Regions from separate parts of the Homo sapiens genome. Here region 2 is linked to region 1. A link is a contact called in ENCODE Hi-C data. All regions are on one chromosome and are shown on one strand. The core of a region is the stretch at or near the end of the contact, and the rest is flanking DNA. Distances in the headings are between cores, read along the strand shown. Region 1 holds the start of CLSTN3 (calsyntenin 3). Region 2 holds the start of CHD4 (chromodomain helicase DNA binding protein 4).

What was found. A loop is a pair of places that touch in the nucleus more often than their neighbours do. Pooled maps may share reads with other maps.
Region 2: a pooled map shows a loop between it and region 1 (7-fold over the local background). The contact joins the promoter of CHD4 here to the promoter of CLSTN3 in region 1. A Hi-C loop is called at or near these places in 5 of 50 pooled maps.

The regions. Positions count from the first base shown.
Region 1 is chr12:7,125,631-7,131,620 of GRCh38, forward strand. CLSTN3 (calsyntenin 3) reads left to right here and starts at 4,741. Exons shown (of 18, transcript NM_014718.4): 1 at 4,741-5,082. The coding sequence starts at 5,019. RBP5 (retinol binding protein 5) reads right to left here and starts at 3,259. Exons shown (of 4, transcript NM_031491.4): 1 at 3,073-3,259; 2 at 2,610-2,788. The coding sequence starts at 3,145. RefSeq lists silencers at 4,498-4,597, 5,688-5,757 and an enhancer at 5,039-5,540.
Region 2 is chr12:6,603,780-6,609,525 of GRCh38, forward strand. It overlaps CHD4 (chromodomain helicase DNA binding protein 4), which reads right to left and starts at 3,600. Exons shown (of 40, transcript NM_001273.5): 1 at 3,521-3,600; 2 at 2,495-2,672. The coding sequence starts at 2,594. LOC124902867 (a long non-coding RNA gene) reads left to right here and starts at 2,107. Exons shown (of 2, transcript XR_007063193.1): 1 at 2,107-2,216; 2 at 5,336-5,531. RefSeq lists enhancers at 2,171-2,330, 4,071-4,220 and silencers at 2,681-2,730, 2,911-2,970, 3,381-3,480.

The DNA.
Region 1 (5,990 bases), core at 3,491-5,990:
GAAATCTTTAAGGAAGTTGGGAGTTAATTAGATTGGAGAGAATGGGAAATTTCTAGCAAGGAAAGAAACAGCTAGAAATAGCGGTAAAAGAGAAAGGCAATTAGTTCTGAAGGGCTCTAACCTAGAGTATATGTGGTGGAGGCAATTGAAGAGTTGATTCACAGAGACCCTTGTATGCTGAGTTAAGTGTAACAGATGATGTAATGTAATAGATCATCACTGAAAGGGTGTAAGTCAGAGAGTGACATGATCACATTTATGTTTTAAGTAGACCCTGTGGCTACAGCATGCAGATTAGAGGAGGGTTAAGCGTGAGAACCAGCTGGGTGCAGTGGCTTAGGCCCGTAATCTCAGCATTTGGGAGGCTGAGGCGGGAGAATCACTTGAAGTCAAGAGTTTGAGACCAGCCTGGGCAACACAGTGAGACCCCACCTCTACCAAAAAAAAAAAAACACAAAAACACAAAAAAGCAATTTCAGGCACCAGGAAATGAAGGCCTGAATTAGGGTGGTGATAGAGAAAGGTTAGGAGGGAACACAGGAGAGCCATTTAGAAGAGTGATGCTCAACAGAAATAAAATGGGTCAGGAGCCATATTAGAAAAGTAAAGAGAAATAGGGGAAATTAATTTAAATAATATATTTTAGTTAACCAAAAATATTCAAAATATTATTATTTCGGCATGCAGCCAATATAAACATTTCCGAAATGCTTCTTTTTATTTGGCATTGTCTGAAAGTCCACTTACAGCATCTAGATTTGGACTAGTTATATTTCAAGTATTCAACGGCCATCTGAAGTTAGCAGCTGCTATACTGGGTAATGCAGAAAAGCTACAAAGATTTCTTGGCCGATTAGATGTGGTGGTGGTGGTGGTGGTGGTGTGTGTGTGTGTGTGTGTGTGTGTGTGTGTGTGTGTGTGTGTGTGTGCTGGGAGCCTAGAGGTAAGGAAACAAGAGATATTGACCATGACTCCCAGGTCTCTGGCCTGGCTGGTTATTGCCATTAGTGGAGAGAGTAGATATAAAAGTGGGGTAGGTTTGGATAGGAAGACAGTGAATTTGAATTTGACCTTGGCATTCAAATGGAAATTGGTTCCAGGACCCCCACCTCACTAAATCTGCTGAATAAAATGGCTTAGTATCTGTAGAGAAACTACATACATCCCCCTGTGTACTTTATTATTATCATTTTGATACAGAGTCTTGCTCTGTCACCCAGACTAGAATGCAATGGCATGATCTTGGCTCACTGCAACCTCTGGCTCCCGGGTTCAAGTAATTCTCCTGCCTCAGCCTCCCAAGTAGCTGGGATTACAGGCATGCGCCACCATGCCCGGCTAATTTTTGTACTTTTGTATTTTTTTTTTTTTTTTTTTTTGAGATAGAATTTCGCTCTTGTTGCCCAGGCTGGAGTGCAGTGGTGCGATCTTGGCTCACTGCAACCTCTGCCTCCCAGGTTCAAGTGATTCTTCTGCCTCAGCCTCCTGAGTAGCTGGGATTACAGGCATGCGCCACCATGCCTGCCTAATTTTTTGTATTTTTAGTAGAGATGGGGTTTCTCCATGTTGGTCAGGCTGGTCTCGAACTCTTGACCTCAGGTGATCCGCCCGCCTTGGCCTCCCAAAGTACTGGGATTACAGGTGTGAGCCACTGCACCTGGCCTAATTTATGTATTTTTAGTAGAGATGAGGTTTCACCATGTTGGCCAGGCTGGTCTTGAACTCCTGGCCTCAAGTGATCTGCCTGCCTCAGCCTCCCAAAGTCTTGGGATTATGGGTGTGAGCCACCACGCCCAGCCTTTTCCCATATGCTTTAAATCATCTCTAGATTACTTATAATACCTAATGCAATGTACATGCTCTGTAAATAGTTGCTATACTGTATTGTTTTTTATTTGTATCATTTTGTATTGTTATTTTTTATTTTTATTTTTCCCAAATATTTTTCCATTTGCAGTTTGCTGAAGCTGTGGATGCAGAACCCATGAATATGGAGGGCCAACTGTATTTTGTAGGCAGTTGAAAACATTGCCCTGGAGCTCAGGAGATGGCTCTGGCTGGAGAATTCATGCCAAGGGCAGCCTATAGATGGAAGCAGAAGGCATGGGTGTAGATGATTTAGCCTATGGATAGTGGGCAGACAAAAGGGAGAAGACATTAAGAACAAAACTCTGCGGAGAAAACTCCAGTTTAAAGGATTAATAGGAGGACTAGGATCTGCAAAGGAGGCTAAGAAGGAATATGTAAGAAGTAGAAAGAAATGCAGGAGAGTGAAGTTATTGATGCTAAAGTAAAAGGGACTCTGGGTGACCAACAGTGTCACAGGCTGGAGGGTGGGCAAATGTTTGCTCTTCGGTCTGGGTTGGCCTGTTCTTTGCCCTTTGGGCTGGTGATAAGAGGGGGCAGGGAAGAAGTGGGAGAGAGACAGGGAGCACCAGGACCTGTTAGTTCTGGAGACTGGTATCCTGGGGACTGCATTCCCTGCTGTGGTGACCATTCCCCTCCTCCCCGCTGCTCTGGCTGGGGAAGGTCACTTTGTTTTGCCCCATGTTGTTAGGAGTCTCCTGTGATGCCTCCTTCCGGCCACCGCCCAGCCAGGGGAAATGTACCTGGCATTTTCGTCCGTCCACGCTCCTGAGGTCCTCCTCAAACTCCACTCCCACATCAAACTGCACAGTGTAGTTTCGGAAGGTGCTGAGCGTCCTCACCGTCATGTGGTTGCCCTGGTGTTCGATCTCCTTGTCCGGCTTCAGCAGCAGCGCGATCTTCCGCACAGCCAAGCTGATGTCTGTGGGGGCTGCCTGTTAGTAGGGGTGCTGCTAGCCAGCCAGGAGCTCCTCTGCCTGCAGCAGCCCCTCAGGGCTGTGAGTTTCCCTTCTTTGGGTCTGGGACTGTGGATTCACCCCCTCCTACCAATGCCTGGTTAGAAATGGATCCCAGGTCTGGTGCCAGCCGCCTGAGCCTTTCCACAGTGTCCAACCCCGGGCATTCCCTCTTCTCCATGGGACCAAGAAGCAGGAAGGAAGAGGGGAGAAAGGGAGTGACAGGGGTCTGGGAGGGCGAGGCCATTACTTAGGGCTTGCAGGTAGTCCTCCATGTTCTTCTGCGAGACAAAGCGGTAGTAGCCAGTGAGGTTGGGAGGCATTGTGTGGATGAAGGTTTCAGGAGAATGCAGGAGACAGGGTGAGGAAGGAGGGGGTGTTGTCTGGCAGGTGAGGCTGAGAGATTCCAGCCAGCTCCACACACAGAGACAGGATGTGTAATGGCCGGGTTACCAGGGCTTTTTATAAGGCTGGGGCCCTGTTGCAATAAGAGTCCCTACCAGACTTCTTCCCTCCCCGCATGGTGAGTTTGGGGGTGGTGTCTCCAGCCTGAAGGAGGGGCAGGGATTTGGCAAAGTTGCGCCTGACCTTGGCTTTTCCTGAGGAAGGAACCTGGAGCAGGATCCTTCCTGAGGAAGGAACCTGGAGCAGGATCTGGGGCTGTCAGTCATCCAAAACTCAGCCATCCAAAGGTCAGTGTTGGCCTCCACCTCATTTCTGGCAGGCTTGGGAACCGTCCCAGGGCCTGAGGGGCAGTCTTTCCTGGGAGACACCTGAGGCTGGTCTGGCTGTGTGAGGTGGAGATGAGTTCCAACAATATCCTGAGATCCTGGGACTGAGTGATGTTGGAAGATGTGAGGGGAGGGGGTGAGGATGGCCAGCTGCCACCATGAAGAGCACCCTGTAGGCCTGGCTCTCAGAGCTCCCTCAGGTAGTGTGCTCAACTGGGACCCCAAAGTGGCATTCCAGACTCTTGGTCCTAAAGAGCCATTAGGAGGGAGGTGGAGCCCGAGGGGTGCTGAGTTCAAAGTCCGGAACAGACAGCCTGAGAGGAGTTTGTTGGCTATTCTGGAGAATTTTATTCTTTTTGGCTTGGGACCCAGGGGGTTTTCTCTCCCTCTGAGTCATCGATGAGACCGTAACCCCCAGTCCCCAGCCCTAGGACAGCCCATGCTTTCCAGATGTATTTCTGTGAAGGTGGGGTGGAGGCGCCTAAATAATATTGTGCCCCGCCCCCAGCTGCCCAATTCTCTCTCGAACCTGCCATCGTCCCGGGCTTCAGAATCCACTGGGCTTGGTTCATCATGGTTTAAGGTGAAATTCGGGGCGAAGGAGGCAGGACAGGTAGGCAGGAGGAGGCGGCCGGTCCCGACAGGTGCGTGCGCGAGGGGTGCACGACGTCCTGCCCCTCCTTGGGTCCCAGAGCCTCGATACCGCCCTGCGGACCGCCCTGTGGCTTCCTCGCAGCCCTGGGCTACAAATGCCAGGATTTCTCAGGCTCAGACTGAGGGTTTTACTTCACCCTTCCCAGAGGGCACGCAGCACGGATCTGTGGATGGAAGGGGCTGTGGAAACAGGTTATGGCAGAGTTGGGGGGCGGGGTGACGCGGTGCCACCCCTCCTGGCCGCCCTCAGGTCCCGCTGACGTCTCTCTTCCCCACCCCCTGGCTTCTGGCTTCTTTCTCCCCACGTCCCTCTTCTTTCCCACCCCCTCCGTGGCTCTCCAGCTTCCTCCCCAGCCCCCGCAGTTCCTCGGCTCCCCCAAAATTGCAGCCAGGGGAAGGAGCCTTGAAACTCTCCAGCCCCGACGCCCCAGTCTCATTGGCTCCCTCCCCCGCTGCAGCACCTGGTCCCCCCCCCTCCCAGTCACCTGATTGGCCGGCGGCCCCATCAATCGTTGCCCGGCTGTGCTGACGTCATCCTGCAGTAGCGGGGTTGGGGTGGGAGTGAGAGAGTGAGGACGCTGGGCTGGGGGAAACGGGAAGCCGCTGCAAGTCCACCGCCTCAGCTACCCAGATTGGGATCTGCCCAGGCCCGCTTTATGGACTAGTGTGGGCGGCAGGCTCCTTTCCGTCCCTGCCCTGCTGTACCCCGCTCCTTGGAGACCCCCTGTATCCCTCCCGCAAGGTGGAATCCGCAGGCTGGAGGCTCCCAGGGGAGGCAAACGCCTGGCCCTGCCCTGCCCCACGCCGCACCATGACCCTCCTGCTGCTGCCCCTTCTGCTGGCCTCTCTGCTCGCGTCCTGCTCCTGTAACAAAGGTGAGTGAGGTGGGGGTGGGGGTACCGAAAGAGGGGCGTCGGGCAGCGCCGTGCGGGGTGGGGGTGGGAAGGAGGTGTCGAGGCTCCCTGGCACCTGACAGGTGTCTGGCCCTCTTCTGATCACCCTCCTTCCCATCCGTTCTCAGACCTGCTCCGTCTCCTCTCTTTCTCTTCCCCCAGCTACATCTTCCTTTCTGGTCCATCTCTACCCATGCGTTTCTCTTGCTGGTCATCTTGCTCCCATTTGGTCTCCATTCCCGTCCTGGGGTCTCTATTCTCCCCTTCCCCTAATTTCTACACGCTGGTGGCTACCTCGGGTCTGGGAAGGACTGCCCCCGAGCCGGTGATAGGCCTCTCCCCGCGGCTCTCCCTTTCACTGGCGCATGCTAAGGGTGTGTGGCAGATCCATCTGCTTCGCCTCCATCCCATCCTGGGGAGAAAGTATTTGCTGCAGTTCAGCAATTCGGAGCACGTATGTTTTTTGCGTGTGCCTCTGCATTCAGACCCTTTTGCCTGCATCAGCTGGGCTGTGGGTTACCAGAGCTGCCCTCTCTGGCAGACAGCGGATACATTCAGCTGGGCGGGGCTGTCGGACAGACGGAGAGGGAGGACGGGAGGGAGGGCTTGCGGGCAGAGGGCTCAGGTAGGTGGAAACGGATGGAGACTGGCAGGAAAGGGCAGAAGTGGGTGTGTGGGGGGCGCTAAATGAGTATGAGAGGGAAAGCTGAGAAGGAGAAGACCGGAGATGAGGCGTGGGAGGGGGTAAGGAGGGGATGGAAAAGGGTAAAGGTGGAGGCAGAAAAAAGAGGGAGGAATGAGGAAAATCAGGAAAAGAGTGAGTCAAGGAGGAGCCCGGGAGCCTAGGAGTGAAAGGGAGCAAACGCAGAGACCGCAGGGGGCCAGGAGGA
Region 2 (5,746 bases), core at 2,350-4,849, 520 kb before region 1:
GATTTAACAAAGGCTCAGTGGACTTGTGGTCAGCGCATACAACCTTCTCCCCAAATTTCTGATACCCAAAAGATTTAGTTTGAGGAATGGAGGCCCACAAGAAGTCTCTGAAGCTCAGCTTCCTCACCACTCCCACCCAGATTCCTATCCAACATATGGGAATGTCTGCACAAAAAAACAGAGCAGGACCTAGACAGTGGTAGAAGAGAATATCCCAATCGGGTGCAATGGCTCATGCCTGTAATCGCAGCACTCTGGGAGGCTGAGGCGGGCAGATCATTTGAGGTCAGTTCGAAACCAGCTTGGCCAACATGGTGAAACCCTGTCTCTACTAAAAAAACAAAAATTAGCCAGGCATGGTGGTGGGTGCCTGTAATCCCAGCTACTCAGGAGGCTGAGGCAGGAGAATCGCTTGAGCCCGGGAGGCGGAGGTTGCAGTGAGCCAAGATCGCACACTGCACTCCAACCTTGGCGACAGAGTGAGACCCCATCTCAAAAATAAAAAAGAAAATAATATCCCTCCTTCAATCCCTGACATGTTCTTAGCTCTTAACCCCCAAAATTAGCCCTAAAATGTCTCTGGCTCCCCACTTCCTGAGCTAGACAGATACTAGGGAATGAGACATTAGGCTGGACAAAGCACCATCAGCCTCCCTGCTTCTCAGCCCAGAATAAGACCAGGCACAAGAACGCCCCTCCCATTCCCCCTTGGGAATGCAACATCAGCCTGGATTTCACCAGAAAGAATCATTTTCTTAAGGACTTTTCCCCACCAATCCCCAAGTCAACCCCCAACCCCCATCAGCTACATCTCACCACCCCCATAAAAGCTGGAAGTGGAGACAAAGACAACCCATGGAGGCAAAGGGGACATCCTTCCATGCACATGGAGCCCCCCAAACTTCTCAGGCAAATAATATGCTGAAATGGCAAACCGCAAACTTACTGAGATATAGAGAAGATTTAGGAAAGGGACAGGAATGGGGTGTGGCAAGTGGAAAAAGTGGGTCATGCTACAGCTCAGGACAGAGTTCACAGCTCCTGCGCAGCTCCCGGTCAACATGAAAGGCAGCCCCAGCCCAAGTGGCCAATGGGAGGCCAAGACGTGGAACCCAGAATGTTTAGGCAGCACTACTGTTTCTCATGCCCCTCTCAGAAGGACAGGGTCCCCTTACCAGCACCACAACTCCGCCCTCACCTTGGGCAAGGGCATGGAAATCTGCCCCCTACTCTACACAAGGATGAAACCAAGTTTCTCATCCCAACAGCCCAGACTCCATGACAACACTAACCCCTCTCCTAAATGGCCTCAGGTTGAAGTGAAGAATTCCAACTTAAAAAGTGCCAAATGTGAAAGCATCTCTCCCAGACCACCTCAACTTCCACTGAAGCTAAGAAGAGAGAAGGCAGAAGTGAATGATGCTGGATGAGAAACAAAAACAGGATCAGCAGGCTCCAGAATGAGAAGAAAACTAGAAGCAGAAGGAATGAAGAAATGACATGTAGAAAAAAAAATTAAACTAGAAAACATGAAGGTCAAGGAGATGAGTAGGTGACACAGCTAGGGGCTCTGAAAAAGGACACAGAAGAGAAAGACATCTGCTTAGGGGCATGACATCAACCATCATTTGAGGATAGACAACAGTTCCCCCAATCAGACAGGGTGGTTACAACCATACGGGTTTGGCCAGTTCATGAAGCCACCCCAAAACACAGATAGCGTAACCCCTAGCACACCTACACAGACACTTCACACTGCCAGCCTAAACCGCAGGCTACCTCATAGAGACAGAAGCCACTAGGAAAAAAGCCAAAACTATGTCCACTCACCAGGAGGAGGAGTGCCCTCCCTTCTTTTGCCCCTCTTCACTAGGCTATTACATCCTCCCCGAGCCCCCATCACTTCCCCACTCAAAACATTCCAGCAATCTGCCTGGCTGCTTTAAGCACTCCAGATCCTGCTGAGGAGCGCGATTCAAACTTCACACAGTTCAGACAGCACAGAAAACCGGTAACCGATCAGAAGCTAAAAATAATCAGATAGAGTGTAACCAGCACTCCCTCTTTCCTTTCCACAGCAGCAACCACAGGATCCTACTAGCACAGATGCCCGGCTGGTCTTTCAAACAGAATCCTCAACGCCCCCCTCCACCACCACCACCACAAGCCTCCAGGGGTCCCAGCTACCTGCATTCCTCCGAGGACCCACATACCAGGTAATGCCTGCCAGCCCAGAGAGCTCCCTCAACTGGGAACTGCAGAGCATTCCTCAAGACAGAGTGCAGCAAGCTGGCATCTCCGTGCCCAGGAGGCACATGGCTTCCACCCCCCTCACACCAGAGCTCCGCAGAAGGGAACCACTCCCTTCGGATACCCTCCACCTCCGGCTCTGCACAGAGACAGCGGAGCAACACAGCCCTGCCTCACCAGAGGAGTCACTCGGGAGAGCCCCAGATGTCTCCTTCCCGCCATGGGCCCTTGGGGAAGATGTTACCTGGGTGGGGTGGGGGCAGGCTGTTGTTCAAAAGTGCATCCATATCCTCCTCCTCACTGCCCGCCGAGCAGGGGGACGGGGAGCCCAGGCCCGACGCCATCCCCTTCCGCTCCCGGCCAGGGAATTGGCCCAGCTGCTCCTGCCGGCGGCCTGAGGACCTCTACACTGGCCCGAGTCACTGTGCGGGGGAGGGGGGAGAAACACAGAACAGTCAGTGACGCGCACTGTCCCCCTCCCCCACACCCACCCGCTCTTTCCGCCCCCCACCCCAGCCACCCTAGCAGGGCACCCGAACCGCTCAGGCTGAACTTAGTTCCACACTCCTCGGGGGCAGCCCGGAAGCCGGCTCCCCGGCAGGCGCCCCCACGGAGCGAGGGAGCGACGCCTCCGAGGGCAGGCTGGTGCAAGCGCGGGGAGGGGAGACGCGGGGCTGGACCGAGCGGGGTGTGACGGGGGAGGGGGTCCGAGTGGCAGCGGCGCGGGGGGGCCAGGGGAGGCCGCAGGCGGCGAGGCGCTCGGGGACACAAGGTCACTTGGGGGTGGGGGGGCGCCTCCCTGCGCCCGGGGAGGGGCCAGTCCCCAGACAGGGCAGCTCTCCAAAGGCTGTCCTCTGGGACAACTCAGGTTCTCCTCAAGAGCTGCGGGGACGAGGGGGCGTGGAGGCTCGGGCGCTGCGGGGGGCCGGAGGCAGGGACGCGGGGGGCGAAAGCGTCCCACCGGGAAGGGGGCCGGGCCACGTGTCCCGGGGGGCAAGTGATCAAAGGGCGAGGGGGTGGGCGCCGGGCATTGTGGGAGACCAAGCCGGAGGCGGGGGGTCGCGGGGAGCAAGACTCCGGCAGGGTTAGGGCGGGGGCTGGGGAGGAGGCCGGGCGCCCTGCAGGGCCAGGAAAGGAAGGGTCGGCTCCTCTGGGCAAGGGGCGGTCCGCGGGTCCGGAGACGCCTGAGGAAGGGGCGGGTGACGGGATGACCCTCGGGGCTGGTAGGGCCGTGAGGGGCGTCTCTTTGGGAACCCCGCGCTCTCCTCACCCCGGAGCCGCCGCAGGTCGCGCTGGGTCCGGCTCGGTGTCACTCCCGCTCCGGCTCCTCCTCGCCGCGGCCGAAGGGGGGAAAATGGCTCCGGCTCCAGCGTCGCCTCTTAAAGGGCCTGAAACACCGGCCGGGAAATCCCACCGCACAGGCCCCGCCCCCCCACGGACAGCCCATAATAACCTCAACCAACTCCAACCCCCCCCTTCCACTACCGCCACCCTCCTCCCCAGGTCTCCCGGGCAACCCCCGCCCCCTCGTCGCTCAGGCAACCACTGGCCACGCCCCCTTCGCAGCGGGCGCGCGCGCGTCACCTGGGCAACCGCCCACCTCCTGGCCATCCCATAATACACACGGACACCCCCCCCCCCAACACACACACACACACACACACACACACACACACACACACACACAACACACACACACCCTGCCCCCCCACATTTCATACACATATGCCAGAGACTGCTGACATCTCAAAATATTGCAGACCTTTTGCAACTAACCCTCTTAGACATCCCATAATAGACATCCTTTGCCAACTTCTTCTTCACTCTTGGACCTAATGCTAACATCCCATAATAATTCATCACCCCTCCCTCCCCATGGCCATCCCATAATAAGCACCCCTCGCAGCACTTATGCCTCATATCCCATAATATTCAGCCCCATCCCCCACAGACATCCCATAATAACCATCCTTCATCCACCCCCAGTTTGATATCCCATAATAGTCAGAAACTCACCCCCCCCCATACTACAACAACGGACACTCGGCCTCCTCCCACACACATCCCGTAATAATCAGTCTCCCACTTTCTATACTGACATCCCATAATAACTAACCCCCTAGAGCTGCCCTCAGTCCCTGCAGGCCAGGGTCTAGAGGCTCACATCACCCCCAGCCTTCCCTCTTCTAGCTCCACAGCCTATAGTAAGTACCCCTCCTCTATCAAAAAGATAACCCATAATGATCAACAGCCCTACTGTCGCCCCACAGATGGACATCTAATCTCTTTTCCTCTAACACTGGAAAGCTATCCCATAATAATTTTACTCTCCTACCCACATCCTGACATCCCATAATAATTGCAAGGAGCCCGTGGTCAACCAAACATACCATAATACTCCCAACACAACCCAGTGTCACATCCCATAATGCTTCATCTCCACTCTACCACCCCTATACCCTTCGAGCCAGGCATCCCATAATATTCATATTCTTCCCACCCCCATCTCCAGGCGCTGTCAGTCTATTCTAACACCCAGAGCAGGGAGGGCCAGGCAGGCTACCCACGCTTCCTTGTCCCCGCCCCCACTTGCACACACCTTAATCCCTTTCTGGGCCAAAGTAGTATCCTGGCAAAAAGCCTCCTGATGTCTGGGACCCCAGCTTCCCTCATACCATCATTTCCAGACACTCGGGGGCTGGGAGCCCACCTAGGGCCCCACCCAGTCCCACCAAAATCTAGGTATTTTCCAGATGCTTACCTCCAGCTCCTAAGTTTTGAGGAACACCAACCAACCAAAATACCAAGCTGACAGATGAAACATTTACATGAAGTCTAATTCACCCTACAGCATCCCATAATAATTACCAACTCCCATCCAAAGACTATCTCTCAACATTCTAGCAATCCTCCCCCTCACCACATCCCCAGGTCAGGGATCTTTCACCAACACCCCCAGGCCATTCCTGGGGATGGACATCCCATCACGATGTGAACTCAGGTTCCTGCTCTATACACACCAAGAGTGAAGGCCTGCCCTCCCGCTACTCACCACTACTCATGTTCATTCAACCTGTGTTGACAGAGTACCTAGCAAGGCCGAGCTCCGCACCATGGAGAATCAAGGAAGACCAGGGGGCCTCCCTTCAAAAAGCATAAGCAACCAAGCAAACTATGATACACGACAGAATGGTGCCAAGGGAGAACTGCTGAGCACTGTTTCCCAATTTCCTGTTACAGAAAATAAAATCCCACTGGTTCCAAGAGAGAACATATCCCAATAAGATTTATCGTGGTCCTTCTAGAGGCTGGAAGATGATACTTAAAGGATTTATGGGTATAGACCATAGTCAACATGATCTCCTATCTGTTCCCTACTTACTAGGGGATTTTTCTTGGAAAGCAATGTTCATCCATCCAGCATTCCTAATACTGAAATCCTATAATATGTTCATGTCCTTCCTTCTTAAGAGACTCCACAATATACCAGCATTGT